Regions from separate parts of the Homo sapiens genome. Here region 2 is linked to region 1. The links are chromatin loops, found by intact Hi-C in ENCODE. Cell type or tissue: B cell. All regions are shown on one strand.

Region 1 (8,000 bases):
CTGTTGCCCAGGCTGGAGTGCAGTGGTGCGATCTCAGCTCACTGCAGCCTCTGGCTCCCAGGCTCAAGCGACTCTCCCACCTCAGCCTCTGGCTCACACCACCATGCTTGGCTAATTTTTGTACTTTTAGTAGAGATGGGGTTTTGCCATGTTGCCCAGGCTGGTCTTGAACTCCTGAGCTCAAGTGATCTGCCTGCCTTGGCCTTGCAAAGTGCTGGAATTACAGGCATGAGCCACCACACCCACCCCCCAAAATAAAATAATATAAAAAAATACAAATTACAAATATTAGAGACAAACTAGCAATAATGAGATTTTCTTGACATAATGAGAGAGATTAAGTCATCAAAAGAAAATATTCTCTTGACCTGATTTGGTGTTATTTAATGCCTATCTTTGTACTATCTAAAATCATGTCCCAGGCTGGGCACAGTGGCTCATGGCTGTAATCCCAGCACTTTAGGAGGCCGAGGCAGGTGGGTTGCTTGAGCTCAGGAGTTTGAGACCAACCTGGGCAACATGGCAAAACCTCATCTCTACAAAAAATACAAAAATTGGCTGAGCGTGGTGGCTCACGCCTGTAATCCTAGCACTGTGGGAGGCTGAGGCGGGCGGATCACGAGGTCAGGAGATCGAGACCATCCTGGCTAACACGGTGAAACCCCATCTCTACTAAAAATACAAAAAAATTAGCCGGATGTGGTGGCGGGCGCCTGTAGTCCCAGCTACGCAGGAGGCTGAGGCAGGAGGATGGCATGAACCCGGGAGGCAGCACTTTCAGTGAGCCCAGTTTGCGCCACTGCACTCCAGCCTGGGCGATAGAGCGGGACTCTGTCTCAAAAAAAAAAAAAAAAAAAAAAAAAAAAAAAATTAGCTGGCCATGATAGTGCATACCTGTGGTCCCAGCTACTTAGGAGGGTGAGGTGGGAGGATTGCTTGAGCCTGGGAGGTGGAGGTTGCAGTGAGCCAAGATCGTGCCATGGTATTCCAGCCTGGGTGACAGTGAGATCCTGTCTCAAAAAAAAAAAAAAAAAAAGAAAAAAAAGTCCCATAAACAGGTCTCACGGTTCAGGAAATATCTCTCTATCCCATGTTGTTCACCGGTAGTATGTTACTGTGGTTTGAATGTGTGCCACCAAAGTTCATGTGTTTGAAACTTAAGCCCCATTGGAACAGTGTTGAGAAGTGGGATCTTTAAGCTGTGATTAGATCATGAGGGCTCTACCTAGATGAATGAATTAATGCTGTTATCATGGAAGTAGGTTAATTATTGCAGGAGTGGATTCCAGATAAAAGGATGAGTTTTGCTCCCTTCTCCCTCTCATGTGTGTTCTCTTTCCCTTCTGCCTTCTGCCGTGGGGTGACATAGCAAGAAGGCCCTCACCAGATGCCAGCACCTTGACATTGGACTTTCCAGCCTCCAGAAATGTGAGAAATAAATGTCTTTACTTTATAAATTACTTGTGTTCTAATGGAAGAAACAGATAATACAGAAAATATATACATCACATTTCTGTGGTAATAAGCATTAGGGAGAAAAATTAAGCAAGGTGGTTGGTGGACGGTGCTGGAGAGGTGGAGGAATATGTCTATTGTATGTCAGGTGGTCAGGTAAAGCCTCTTTGATAAGGTGACAAAGTAGACCCTGAATGAAACAACAGAGCAAGCTATTTAGATAGCCAGGAGGGGAGCATCCCAGGCAGAAGGCCTCAGCATATTCAGCAGGGCCTAGGAATAGCCAGGTGGCCAGTGAGGCTGCAGAGGAGTGAGCAGGATAGAGGTGGAAGAGAGATGGGATGGATACATCGTAGAAGTCAGTGTCTCACAAATTATCACCGTGCCTGACCAAAACAAACGAACAAACAGACAATCACTCTGGCTGCTGCCTGGACAATGTTAGGGAGCAGGAATGGAAGCAGTTACTAGGTGATTTCATTGGTCCAAGTGAGAGATGATGATATCTCAAACTAGGATATTAGGGGTGGGTGTGGTGAGAACTGTCAAATTCTGGGGTGTTTTGAAGGATGGGCTGTCATTGCTGGTGTTTTAGATTTGGGTTTGAAAAGAAAGGAGAGGAAGTTTGAGGGTCAGACTTAGCAGATTTGCTGGTTTAGAGTAACCATGTCCTGCTGACAGATGCATGGCCAAGAACGAGGCTAAACTGTCACAAAGTAAGTACAAGTGGGCACATATGCTCTTTATGGTTCTGGTTTATTACAAAGAAAAATGGTATGTTCGTTTATATCAGAAAGAACCAGATGACCTCCTTGGAAAATATTGACTAAAATGGATCTTGCTAGAAAATGCCAGTTTGAGACAGGTAACATTACATGTAGAAATTGAAGCCACTCATTTCTTTCTAACTGGAAGTAGTGGTTATATTAAACTAAAGAGTAAACAAGCATATGATTAAGTGTGATGATTCATATCAGATATAGTGACACAAATGAGGAGGAGCTCAGTGGTGCTTGTTCCCACAAACCTGGATATCTTTTTTACCTTAATGTCTTCCTATCCTTGCCTATTCTTTTTTTTTTTTTTTTTTTTGAGATGGAGTCTCGCTCTGTCACCCCGGCTGGAGTGCAGTGGCGCAATCTCGGCTCACTGCAAGCTCCGCCTCCCGGGTTCACACCATTCTTCTGCCTCAGCCTCCTCAGTAGCTGGGAGTACAGGCGCCTGCCACCATGTCCGGCTAATTTTTTTTGTGTTTTTTAGTAGAGACCGGGTTTCACCGTGTTAGCCAGGATGGTTTCGATCTCCTAACCTCGTGATCCACCCGCCTCGGCCTCCCAAAGTGCTGGGATTACAGGCATGAGCCACCGCGCCCGGCCTCCTTGCCTATTCTTAAAGTAAAACAAGGTCCTGGGTAGAAAGTCAGATAGCACAGCCACTCCCTTGCCCACCTTCTTCCTCTCCTGCAGAGAGAGGCAAGGACTGTTAGCCACTTCTGCTTTTCGTTTCTATGGTGATTACCTTCATGGCTCTAAAAGACACGTTTGTAGTGCCATTTCTTGCTTTTTCAATTTTTGCTATTATCTGCGGACTTTGTTATGGTACTTGAAGTTTAGCCTATTAACATTACCACCATCCTGTCGCCCCCTTCCTTCTTCTGCCATTATAGCTACAACCCAATGTAGTTTGTTCCTCTACATTAAATTTACCTTTTAAGTGTAAGGGATATATTAGTATTAAACATCTTCTTGTTCTGTCAGTTATGCACAGCATCTCTTGATCCCCCGCACTGTGAGACAAGGGTTTCATTGGCACTCCTGGCCTTTACCTCTCCTCCCTTCCTTGTACTCCCCAATCTATTTTGTTAAAAGAAGATCCCACTTGGCCAGTTGGATTCCTGTGGGGATGTAATTGAAAGAAGGATGCCCCTACACCTGCTTTTCATTCAGTACACTACTGAAATTCCATCTCCCCCAAGAAAACCTTTTGGGACCTCATTGAGAGATAAGAGATGTATCTATTAATATAATCTTATTAATGAAATAATAGCCTAGGAGTCCATGAACCTTTAACCCGAAGGACCTTTGTCCTGTCAGGTGTTAACAACTAGAGGGAAATACAATCAGCTTTGGCTGTGCTCTAAGCAAGCAGAGGCTTATTTACTTTTCCCGTGCCCTTTCAAGCCAAGGGCTATAAAACCGCTTTAGTAACATAACCCCTGTGAGAGCTTGTTGGTGGACTTAGTGCCATCACAGTAAATTTTCAAGAGAATGTATATGAAATTTATTCTTCTCCTTGAATTTCATGTTGATAAGTAAGTTGATTTAAAAGCAGCTCATTCGTTTGGAAAGGAACTGTATCCTTATAACTGAGATTACTGGAAGAAGGTCATGAGCTGGGGAATGCAGCACCCCTGCCACCTAGTGGTTCCTCCTGCTGAAACACTGCTTTTGCAAAGCACAGAAAACACAAATTGAGTTAGTATAGGAGTCAAATACAGCGAATGTCCTGAATCTGGGAAACTTCCATTCTCTCCTCCCTGTGTGATATCAGAGGAACGAAAAGAGCACTGACAAGGGAGAATGTTGTAGGTAAACATGGATAGCCATCAGGTCTCCTGCACAAAGGGGCAGCTGCAGGAAGCAGGAAGTGCAACAAATGAGCAAAGAAAGGGACAGGATCCCTCAGCAGTGGTCACTGCAGCAGCAACACGGTGCCAAAGGCAAAGCAGAATCACCAGCAAGATCAGCAGGGACAATGATGATAAAGCCACATAGGCTCAGCATCAACAACAGCCCTAGAGACTGTGGCCTTGGGACTGTAGTACTGCTTGATTCATGGTAAACCAATCAGGACACTCAGGGAACAACAACAGAAATCAGCATTTACAGAGCACATACTCAGTTGAGGCAGAGTTTTACCTGTATATCACATAATAGTCTATGGGGGTAGATATTCTTATTAGCCGTGTTATACAGGTGATGAAATTGAGGCTAACTAACTGGCCTAAAGTCACAGAGTTGATGAGACTTAGAGCCAAGATTCAAACGCACACCAAGGTGGCCTGACCCCAGCTGCAGAGCTCTTAACTACAGACATGCATTGCTAAAAGAAGGGGATATGATCCGAGAAATGTGCTGTTAGGTGATTTTGTCATTGTGTGAACCCATAGCCAGCTACACACTGTTAACAAAAGACCATGAGGCCAGGCATGGTGGCTCACGCCAGTAATCCCAGCACTTTGGGAGGCCGAGGTGGGTGGATCACCTGAGGTCAGGAGTTTGAGACCAGCCTGGTCAACATGGTGAAACCCTATCTCTACTAATAATACAAAAATTAGCCAGGCGTAGTGATGCGTGCCTGTAATCCCAGCAACTCAGGAGGCTGAGGCAGGAGAATCACTTGAAGCTGGGAGGTGGAGGCAGCAGTGAGCTGAGATCGTGCCACTGTGCTTCAGCCTGGGTGACAGAGTGAGACTCCATCTCAAAAAAAAAAAAAAAAAAAATGTCCATAACATCTGTGGAGGAAAAGGGGAGAGTTTTATTTTCTGTAAAAAACAATCTGCAGATTGGGGAAATGCAGCTTCAGGTGTAAAACAGAAGTGGGCTCTAAGCAGGGTGGAAAGTTAGAGATTATAAAGGCAAAAACTGCAGGACAGGGGAGGGTAATCAGGGGAGTCAGAAACAGAGTGTCGATTAGATGGCCTTAAAGCCCCAAATCACCAGTCTCTCTTAATTGGCTGGTTCCAGGTTGTCTGTTGGCAGGAGGTGGTCTTGTGGTGGTCAACTGGGGAATTCCCAGCTGCCGTTGTTTCCAGGAACTCTTCTTTGACTTGGTTGCAGAAAAACAGGTTTTGCAGCATTCTCTAAGGACACGAAGAGCTTGACTGCTCCCTCACCCTTCCATGGCCCCTTGGGTCTGTTTTTACTTTTGAGCCACAGAGAATCCATTTTGTCTGTTAACTGGGGGTATAATTTGACAACACCTAGGCTGTTTGATACAGCCTGTTGCTCCTAGGCTACAAACCTGACAGTATGTTACTGTATTGGATACTGTAGGCAATTGTAACACAATGGTAAGTATATGTGTATCTAAACATAAAAAAGGTACAGGAAAAATAGAGTATTATAATCTTATGGGACCACTTTTGTATATGCGGTCCATGCATTCACTAAAACTTTGTTACGCAGCACATGACTGTTCCAGGCTCTTCTTCTTCCCTCAGGGAGGAGGGAATATGGGGTTCAATCCCTCTAACTCTACTGACCTTATTGAGGGATGCTTGTGAATTGGGATCCCTTATTGAAGGATGCTTGTGAATTGGAACTCTAACGCGATTAAGATTGGTCCTAGATCTTCCACCAACTTGCAAAAGGATATTTAGCCTTTCAGGAACATTTTCTTTGACTGGAAAATAGGGATACAATGGTGACTATCTCATAAATTGCTGGGAAGTTTCACTGAGATAAGGTAAAATTTCTGGCACATGGCAAATGAAGTAGATTGCCTACAAAGGTTTTTCAACAATTCTTCTCATGGTTATAAGTACCACTATTGCTTTCTAGAAAAGGTGGTATCTCGGCTGGGTTTATGATTTACTTTGACCCCCTAGAATGTGGCAGATGTGTCACTGGCTAATTCCAAGTCTAGGTTGCAAGAGCCTCCTTTTTTCCTCTCTTGGACTGCTCTTGCCTCTATGTAAAGAAGCCCAGCCTGAACTCTTGCATGTTGAAAGACCACATGAAAAAAGAGGCATGAGGGAGCCAGCATCCTAGCAGAGCCCACCATCTGACTACAGTCACATGAGCAAGCCTAGGTGAGCCCAGAACTCACCTGCCAACCCCCGGGATGACAAGAAATAATAAATCACTGTGGTAAACTACTAAGTTTTGGGGTAGTTTGTTATGTAGCAAATAATAAGTTCTCAGTTAATGGTATCTATTAATATTATGGTTGGTGCTGGTGAGAAATTCAGCCAGCTAGCTGGCTCATCATTAGGCCACTGATTTTTTTTCCCTTTCACCAGAGTAGCTGGAAGAAAGAAGAGTTACATGTGCAAGTGAACACTGCTTATTACAGATGTGTCTGATCTCTTTATTAAAACAGAAAGACTATTCAGAAAGTCTATTCAGAAAGACTTTGTTAGCACCTCAAATTACCATCTACATTTGAAATAATGTGGAAGCATATTTCTTCAAACATAGTTACAACTCAGACTTTTCACTAAACCCATTGTACTGGGACCCTCCTAGCCATCATGTTGAAGAGTCTGAGGCATGGACAGGGACTTATCCATTTCATCCAGCATCTCAAAGCCCTGAAGATGATGCTTTACTCTAACCTTCTTCTCCTTTGCATTCCCCTCCCTAAATTATCTTTTTCTGTCCATACATATCCTTTCCCTCTCTCCTTGCCTTTCCTATCTCTTTTCTTTGTTGTGATGATTAAATAAGACCTTCCCTACTGAAATGTAAGCTCCAAGAAGGAGATTTTCATCTGTTTTGTTCTCTACAAAAATATTCTTTGCTTAGAAAAGTGCCTGGCACACACAAGGTGTGCAGTGAATATGTGTTGACTGAATTAAATTGTGCACGTAAAGCACTTAGGACAGTGTCTGACATAGAGTAGATGGCACTCAATAAATATAACCTATGGCAACTCAGGACTATAATAAATGAAATTATTCACATTTGTCTTTTTTTTTTTACAGATCACTCCTTTATTGTACAGATCAGGAAAAAGGATTTAGTACTGCTATGCTCAAATGAACACTGGGCCCATGTGTCAGGGCCAAGCAACTAGAACATGATTCAGAAATCAGTCAGAGAGAGACACACTTGGACAAGACCAAGAGGCATTTCATTGTCACGAAACAAGGTGGGGGAGGGATTCCAAAACACACAGCAGGAAGTACTTCTAACCCTCAGAGGTCAAGGAGCTTATTCCATGTTGGTATGAGGAATGGCTTATTTTCTGATGACCACATGTGGGACTATTTCAACTGCCACGAGAAATCCCAGAAGGATTATTGTTTTGTATTATTTATATATACTATACCTTTTTAAAAAAATAAAATAAATGTAACACATAAACTAAATTCAGGATTGATCCCAACCTTCTGGAGCCAGCTTCTCTGGGGTCAGGGAAGAAACAGTTGTCATATCACCATAGAGGTTATATTCATCTTCCACTGGAATGAATAGAGCCCCCAGGCAGTGGCTTAACAGGCTGTCTTGCTTCATTGGTCATGGCTTGGCATGGTTCCTCCCCACAAATCCTTAGTAAACAAAGCACTTGTGAAAACCCAGGTCACTACCTTTAAACTCTGTTGGACAAGAGGAGCTTTCCACAGCTTGGGCTGAGAAGCCTTGCCCTAGAAGTGCTGTTCTGACTAGATTGTATGAAGGGAGTGGGTGCAGGAGACAAAATGGCTAAAATGAAAATGGGAGCCACTGGTGCCCATCTGCAGCTACAGCTCAAGATGCCTACAGATGTGGTCAGTGTGACATGTGCAGGAGGGAGGGGCAGGGGGACGCGATGGGCAGGGA
Region 2 (8,000 bases), 99 kb before region 1:
CTCCCAAATAGCTGGGATTACAGGTACGTGACCAGGCCCAGCTAATTTTTGTATTTTTAGTAGAGACAGGGTTTCACCATGTTGGCCAGGCTGGTCTTGAACTCCTGACCTCAGATGATCCGCCCACCTTGGCCTCCCAAAGTGCTGGGATTACAGGTGTGAGCCACCAACGCCTAGCCTCAGAGACTTCTAGTAACATCATATAGTTAGTAAAGGGGACAGCTGGTTTTCAAGTAAAGGTCTGTTTGATTTTTTCTATTATAGAAATCCTTTCCCCTTTCTTAATGTCTCTTTGGTATTCTTGAAAAAAACAAAAGAGAGCCAACAAATAAAAGTAATTCCTCAGAATTTATGCTAATTTTGTAGCAATATAACTTGCGCATTTGACTGCTGCTTGATTTTTAAAATCAAATATTTTCCTACATTGCTTTTTAAGGGCAAGGTGTGTCCTGTGAGTGTTTCTCACTGTTAGACTAGGGCAGAAGCTCAACAATAACAAAAAAGGCTGGTGACTAGGAATCCTAATTTCCTTCCAACCAGGGCATGTGATAACAAAGACACTTTTCCTATAATCCTTTGCTAGTCAGGATGTGAACTGCTATGCAATCTCCTGTTCCCAACCTTAACTATACACATGCATTAACACACACACCAGATAGATACACAAACATGATAGTCTATTTCAGCTAAGTTATATTCTTACTAACACCTTAAAAGCTGTTAAAAAAGAAATAATACAAATGGAAATCTGGTACCAAGATTTCTTTATACTATTCATATTTGACTAAATATCCCTAATTTTTGGTGAATACTAGAAGAAAATATTTTAAATAAACAGTATAATTTATCTTTCAGATAACTGGAATTTTATTATCCTGAGGTATATAGGTGGTAACTTATGAGGTATAATCTAATCTAGAGACAAAAGAATAAACTAAATCCATAATTTAAAAAATGGCAATTCACAGCCAGGCATGGTGGCTCATGCCTGTAATCCCAGCACTTTGGGAAGCCGAGGTGGGCGGATCTCCTGAGGTCAGGAGTTCGAGACTAGCCTGGCCAACATGGTGAAACCCCGTCTCTACTCAAAATATAAAAATTTGCCGGGTGAGGTGGCGGGCGCCTGTAATCCCAGTTACTCGGGAGGCTGAGGCAGGGAGAATCGCTTGATTCTCCATTTCAAAAAAAAAAAAAAAAAAAAAAGAAAAAAAGAAAAAAAGGCAATTCACGTTTTCTGAAATAAAATCTAAAAAGAAGTAAAATCCAAATGAAGTAAGAACTTTAAGAAAAGTTCTGATTTTAGTTGCAATATCTGCTACTAAAAATTTATCTAATTAAATTCAAGTTCATTACATTTATTCAGCAAGTTGGTAAACAGGAACAATGAAGTGGGTTTTTTATGAAAATGTGAAATATTCTGTTTGTTGCAACCTGAAAGGTTGCTTTAGCATCTAATTTACTTTGGTATTTTGATTGTCTAATATTTAAAAAACTGATTTAGAGAAAAGTTATGAAAATCACAAAGAACTTTTCAATTAAGCTGATATTTGCAGGAGAAACTGGTAAAAAGATTGTCACAAAATACATTAAGATATCACAAGTGCTTTCAATTACATCCTTTGCAAGTCACTGTCAAAACCAATGGAACAGATGATTTTTCATTGACATCTAGTTTAAAAATGCACAAAGACTTTAGATTTAAAGCTGTCTTAAAAAATTTGTTTTTTTTTTTTTTTTTTTTTTTTTTTTGAGACGGAGTTTCATTCTTGTCGCCCAGGCTGGAGTGCAGTGGCGTGATCTTGGCTCACTGTAACCTCCACCTCCCGGGTTCAAGTGATTCTCCACTGCCTCAGCCTCCTGTTTAGGGAGGGATTACAGGCACCTGCCACCACACCCAGCTAATTTTTGCATTTTTGGTAGAGACAGGGTTTCACCATGTTGGCCACGTTGGTCTCGAACTCCTGACCTCAGGTGATCCACCCACCTTGGCTTCCCAAAGTGCTGGGATTACAGGTGCGAGCCACAGCGCCCGGCTGTTCTTTTAAAAATTGTATGCTAATTATACAAGCCCCTTTGAAAACAATCAATTGATAATAATTTTTCACTTATTTCATTCATCCCCTGCTCCCTCAACCATGTCCCACCCAACTTAATCACTCAGAATTTTAATTCTTTCCTGAATATTAGTGTTCCACCACTTTCTTGCCCTTGCCCCATCTTATAAATATGAATATAAATTTCCTAAACTTACTACTTTAAATGTATCTAACCTTTTTTATAACCATTTCTGCTGTTATCTGTACACTGTCTAGTCCTTCTTTGTCGTCCTGGGAAAACTGATCCCTGACTTGAGATCTCTCTCTTCCTCTGTAAAGACAGATGTAAAGTAACTATTTAGAAAACACGCCATTTCTTTTTGTATCAGAAATACTCATACTTAAATTTTTTATGCAGACCTGAAACAATCATTGGTCATATAATCAGAAAGGTTTTAGATACGTACCTGCATTGTCTTTGCAGATACTAGAAGAGCTACTATTCTCATTGCTTTGGTATAGGTGCTGAGTTCTAGTCTCTTGGGGTACAGATGATGTTTGAGTCATCCCTTCTTCTAAGGCTTGTTTTATCCAGCGCTATAATTGAAAAGAACCAGAGAATTATCAATAATTATCTAAAACTATTTAGTGCACCTGTTTTAAATGTACATCAACTGGTGAGTGATACAATTCAACACACTAATTCAGTTACACAGTCAAGCATTTTATTGTCTTGTGTCTCAGCATATTGGAACATTGTCCTATCAATTCCTTTTAACTGAAAAACTTGAGGAAATCTGGATTACATATAATGAGATCCCATCAAAAGACAAAAACCAATAAAAAATGACTGCTATTCAACTTTTCATACCATTTGGGATGGTGTAAAATGGCAAGACTGAGGAAGAAATCTTAACATTTATTTAGGAGAGACTGTGATCGTATAGAATAAAACTAATATATAAAATAAGCGCCTAGAAGGAAGATAAAGATCTCTTAAAAGTTGTCTGCCCCGTGCTAGAGACGTGTGAAGAGGTAATAAAAAAGATTCATTGGAAGATTTTGGATGAGGATTAATAGCTCTTCACTACAGGTACCAAAAGCGTTTCCAAAAGGTTTATTTCAAATGAAATAACCTATGGGACTCCCCCCTCCAACAAGTAGTTTGGTTAAATTATGCATGAGTAATGCAAATCACGAAATGAGCTTCAGTAGAAATCAAAAAAAAGGGAAAAAGTCAAAAAGAAGACCTATCAGTCACAAGTTTTTGGTAGTAAAGATTAGAATAATAAACTGACAAGAAATAAATTTAGGCCAGATAGTAAACCTGCAAAGATTAGGATAATAAGATTATGTATCCTGTGGAAGACAGAAAATTTCTTACCTGTAATTGTGTTCTCTTAAGATATACAGTTGTAGGTTGCTCACCACTCTGTGGCTCTCCTGCCCTGACATAAGACAGATCGAATTTTGATAAACATCAATTTCTGAGTAAGACCCTCCCCCAATAGGAAGAGCAAAGGTGAATTATTATAATTTATACCTTTAGAGAACATGTATTACAGGTAAGTAAATACTCTCTTCACCAGAGAGCAATTCTCATAGATTTTCCCTCTTAGAAACCTAGGAAACAATCCACAAAAATTTTACCAAAAAAAAAAAAAAAAAAAAAAAAATCTTACATCATACAAATGTCATTGTGGCTGGCCAAATGAAAGCAAAACTGAAACTGTAAACCTGTAAACACTTGGAAGGAAGAGTGAACAAGGATATAAAAAAGAGCTCTCAATGGTAATTTGAATCACGTAAACATTTTAGGATACAACCAGGTCTCTGAAAAGCAAACACAAAAACAAAATAAAAAATCCGAAGAATGAACTATCTTAGATACAGAATAATGATGTAAAGATGAATTGTCAGAACCATACATATAGCCTTAAAGCTTAGAAGAGAACTTAGAAGTCATCTTGTCCAAAGCACTCATTTTATAAATGGAAAAATTAGGCTCAGGAGTGAAAAATCTTTTGTTATGGCCACCTTTAAGTTTTTCTTTTCAAAGCAGAAAACACTCATTTGGGGTCACTAAGCTTTCCTATCTGAGTAATTTTTTAATATTTCCAGGGTCTAGTAGATGTACTTGTAAAATAATTTACATTCTGGATCTGATGACTACAAAAAGGGAACATAAAATCAGAACAGGAGTATTCTAGAAGAAAGATGCTACCATGGTTAGCTATGAGGTGAAACACAGCAAATACAATCAAACCTACTCCTCCAGGTTCTGTTGTATAATTTTACAATATTTCAGGACTCATATAAAAAAGGAACATGGACATTTGTTTGTATCTAACAAGATACAATTAACCTCATGGATAATAAGTTAATTTTAGATGCACCTACTCAGCAAGTTGTTAAAATCAAAAGAACATTTCTCCCTTCTCTGAACCTCTATTAAAATATATTGCAAAGGAGTTTTCTGGGAGGCTCAAAGATGGATAAATATTTTAAAGGTCTCGCTATTATGGCGAAAGAGCAAGGAAGCAATACAGGTTTTGGAGTCCAGAAGCCCTGGCTTGACACTTGGCTGTGAGGCTGGGCTCAGTAGCTCGTATCTGTAATCCCAGCAGAATGTGAGGCCAAGGTGGGCAGACTCCTTGCACTCAGGAGTTTGAGATCAGCCTAGGAAACACAGCAAAACCCTGTCGCTACAAAAAATATGAATATTAGCCAGGCGTGGTGGTGTGCCTGTGGTCCCAGCTACACGAGAGGTTGAGGTAGGAGGACCATTTGAGCCCAGGAGGTCAAGGCTGCAGTGAGCCTGTGATGATGCCACTGCACTCCAGCCTGGACAACAGTGAGACCCTGTGAACCCCTACTATCCCCCACCAGAAGAAATCTGGCTGTGTCACTTATTAGCTGCTTCACTTTGGACAAGTTACCAAACATTTCTGAGACAAAGCTTCTGGATATATAAATTTAGGACAATGATCCCAATTTCATGCATGGTAAGTGAGATAATGTATGTGAAGAAAGCTTATAGTACAGTACTGAACACTGAGCAGATTTTCACCGAGTCCCGGTTCAACTAAATTTCAATGCTATGTTTGGAGATTTACAGATAATGCTCCAGTGTATAAAATGAAATATTAATTATCAATGCAAAGCACACTGTTTCATTATCAGTCAGACTGGTTTTTCTAAGAAGTCTGGAGACCAAATGCCCTATACACATTGTGTTTAGAAGAGGAGTTTAGAGAGAACAAGGTGAAACACTACTGAGAGCCTTGTTGGCCACTTATAAATGTTTTTAAAATACCAACTGAGGAACTAAAAAATGCAAAATGCTTCTTAAAAACTATGATTCAATTTAGAAACTCTAGGGATATCATAAAATGTTCTGTCAAATACCTGAACTCCTCTTCTTTTCAGAAGTTGCAGAATAATAATGATAAAAATAAAAATAAATAGCATAAGAATCTGAGTACAACTATACAGATACAACTTTAATTTGTCCTATACTGGTAAGTTTTTAACTTACAAGGCCAGGCCCTTACCTCTTTAGTGAGATATGAAACAGTGAGCCTATTAGAAATATACATTGTTCTAAATAATCCCATGGAGGGTTTTCTTATCTATCTGATTAACTTATACTCTGAGGGATTTTCAGAATTTTATTACAATTTTGTTGAATAATGAAAATGTTCTTAGGTTCTGCATTAGGTAAGTCCTTTCTAACCAATATTAGGAGATATTAGAAGAAGACCAATATTAGAAGAAGAACTCTTCTTCACTGCTATAAAGCCAAATTCTATTCTAGCTAAAACATTCCATTTCATTTTATTTTGCCTCATAAAAAGCTGTATTTTAAAAAATAGAATCTTGATATGTGAACAGCACACAATAAAGCAATGACTTAAACAGTTTTTAAAGATCCTATTTAAATAGTCTTGTTATGATAATCCTGTGTATGCAGCCTAAACTCTTCCTAAAGACTAACCATGACACATAGATAAAAGTGCTTGAGTAGAGCCTGTATAAATGAGATTAAGGATAGTCAGATACACTTGGAGAATATAACAGGGACTTGTGTTAAATGGAATTTCTATCTGTTGCCCGTAGAAATTTAAGGATGTGCTATAGATACAAGTATAAAAGCAGAACCAAGTTAAAAAAGCTTAAAGAAATGCATTTTCTACCAGATCTGAAGTTACAGTCCTAGACACGTTTTTGGTTTTCGTTAAGTCTCTGCTAGTTGGAAAAGATGGAAACAGAAAGACTGCAACCCAGCATTAGAATTATCAAGAAGGAATTTCAATTCAAGAGCCTAGTTCATATTATTTGCAGCTCAGACTTCATTACTTATCTGTAATAAATAATTGCCTACACTCCTTAAAGGACCAAAATAGGAGATTGTACGACCTGGCTTGATAAGATGCTTCAACAGTTAACATCCTTAGAAATGGTCAAATTTCTCTTTAGGAATTCTACGAGCGTTTCCCCGAACAAACCAATGAGTGATTCCAATGTTTAGGTAAGATGTGCAATTAGGAAAAGACTTTCTGCAATGTGCTGCTCATTCAGCAGTAGTGTCCTTCCTTTTTGCAGATTCCTATTGCCCTCCTCCCCTCCATATCCCACACCACTTTGGCTCATCTTTCATGCCCCCCTCCCCCGGAGAAATAACTTCTGTTCTTTGGGGAAAGAGAAAAGCTTTTAAGTTTGGAGGAGTCAGGGAAGACCTGCCTGGAGTTGGAGACTTCATCACATCAAATAATCTACATGCAGCATCCTCATGTACGTGATGCCAGTGGAGGAGGGCAATGGCAGACACTGAGGAAGGCAGCCTGAATCCAGATCTGAGGATAAGAGAAAAGGGTGTTCCAGGGAACAGACTCTACCTCAAAGGAAGACCAAATGAAAGGGTGTCCTATACTTCTAGAAACATGGAAAACGACATCATAGATCTGAGGGAGTGATCTATTCCTAAGAGACACCTTTGGAAAATATGCAGGGCTTCTGGGAATTAAGAAAGAGCATTCCAAAAACACCACCAAACGCTACTGCCACTAGATCCAAAAACAGTAAGTAACTGGAAAGAGGAGAAAGAGGCAGAAACAGAGAGGGAAAGAGAGTCTTTTAGGGTAGATTCTGTATTCTCTTGGAATAAACAGTCCGACTTGTCATTTGATCAAGGAACAGGAATTATGCCAATTACAATAGGATTTTTCCTCTAATTTCCTTCAAGTGATGATAGTGGATAATAACGGTTGAATTGATTCAAAACAATTTAATTTTTTTCATTTATGCAACAGTGTTCTAGAGGACCCAGGGCCTAATCTCACACAATAATCATAAATGGACATGTTAACCCATATCACAAGAGCACACACAAAACATATCCGTCTCTACCCAGTCATCCACTGCTGTGTGCTCTCACTCAGGAACCTCAAGGGTTCTCAGAAGAGACATCAGTGACCAGTCACAAATCTGAGCACTAAAAATGCAGTACATTCATTCCACCACAGTCTCACAGACTCTTGATGAATCAGTATTTATGGCTGAACAACTAACTCATTATAAACTCACATGGGCAGAGTGGCTATCTAGAGAACATTTTATTTATGTCATGATGATAGGAATCTTAGGCTTAAAAAAATAAAGCACACACACATAAACACAACACACACACAAAAACACAGACATACCTTCTTACAGGAGCTGAATGTGCCATCAGGCAGAAGGGGCCTTCGACGTCTCTCAGGGATAAAGGGTGAGCCAAAGCGAATGTAGTGTTTGGGGGTGGTGCAAATTAACGGGGAATGGATAAGACCTGGTAACATGTTTAGGGTCGTTGCCAGTACAGTTGGATCCGTTGTGATACGTAAAGGGCACTCAACAGGGCACTCTTGCTTCTCTGCTTTGTCATTCAACCATTCTGTAACTAGATACTAAGGTAAAAAAGAG

What was found. Peaks named below come from ENCODE experiments on the same cell type or tissue, not always from the same donor. Only the 100,000 strongest peaks of a DNase experiment are listed, where the experiment ranks them.
Region 2: it touches region 1 in a loop (4-fold over the local background); 7 of 110 quality-filtered maps call a loop at or near these places.

Annotation. Positions count from the first base shown.
Region 1 is chr3:9,349,229-9,357,228 of GRCh38, reverse strand. It overlaps a transcript of SRGAP3 not described here and the pseudogene PGAM1P4. Among named protein-coding and RNA genes, the nearest start is that of THUMPD3, 9.8 kb to the left of the region's middle. In B cell, CTCF peaks have their summits at 3,680 and 3,883 (motif pointing left); DNase peaks (open chromatin) are centred at 2,948 and 3,868; H3K27ac peaks cover 2,189 bases.
Region 2 is chr3:9,448,372-9,456,371 of GRCh38, reverse strand. SETD5 (SET domain containing 5) reads right to left here. Exons shown (of 23, transcript NM_001080517.3): 16 at 7,742-7,984; 17 at 2,504-2,633. Among named protein-coding and RNA genes, the nearest start is that of SETD5, 55 kb to the right of the region's middle. In B cell, no CTCF peak of the experiment used is centred here; no DNase peak of the experiment used is centred here; H3K27ac peaks cover 1,199 bases.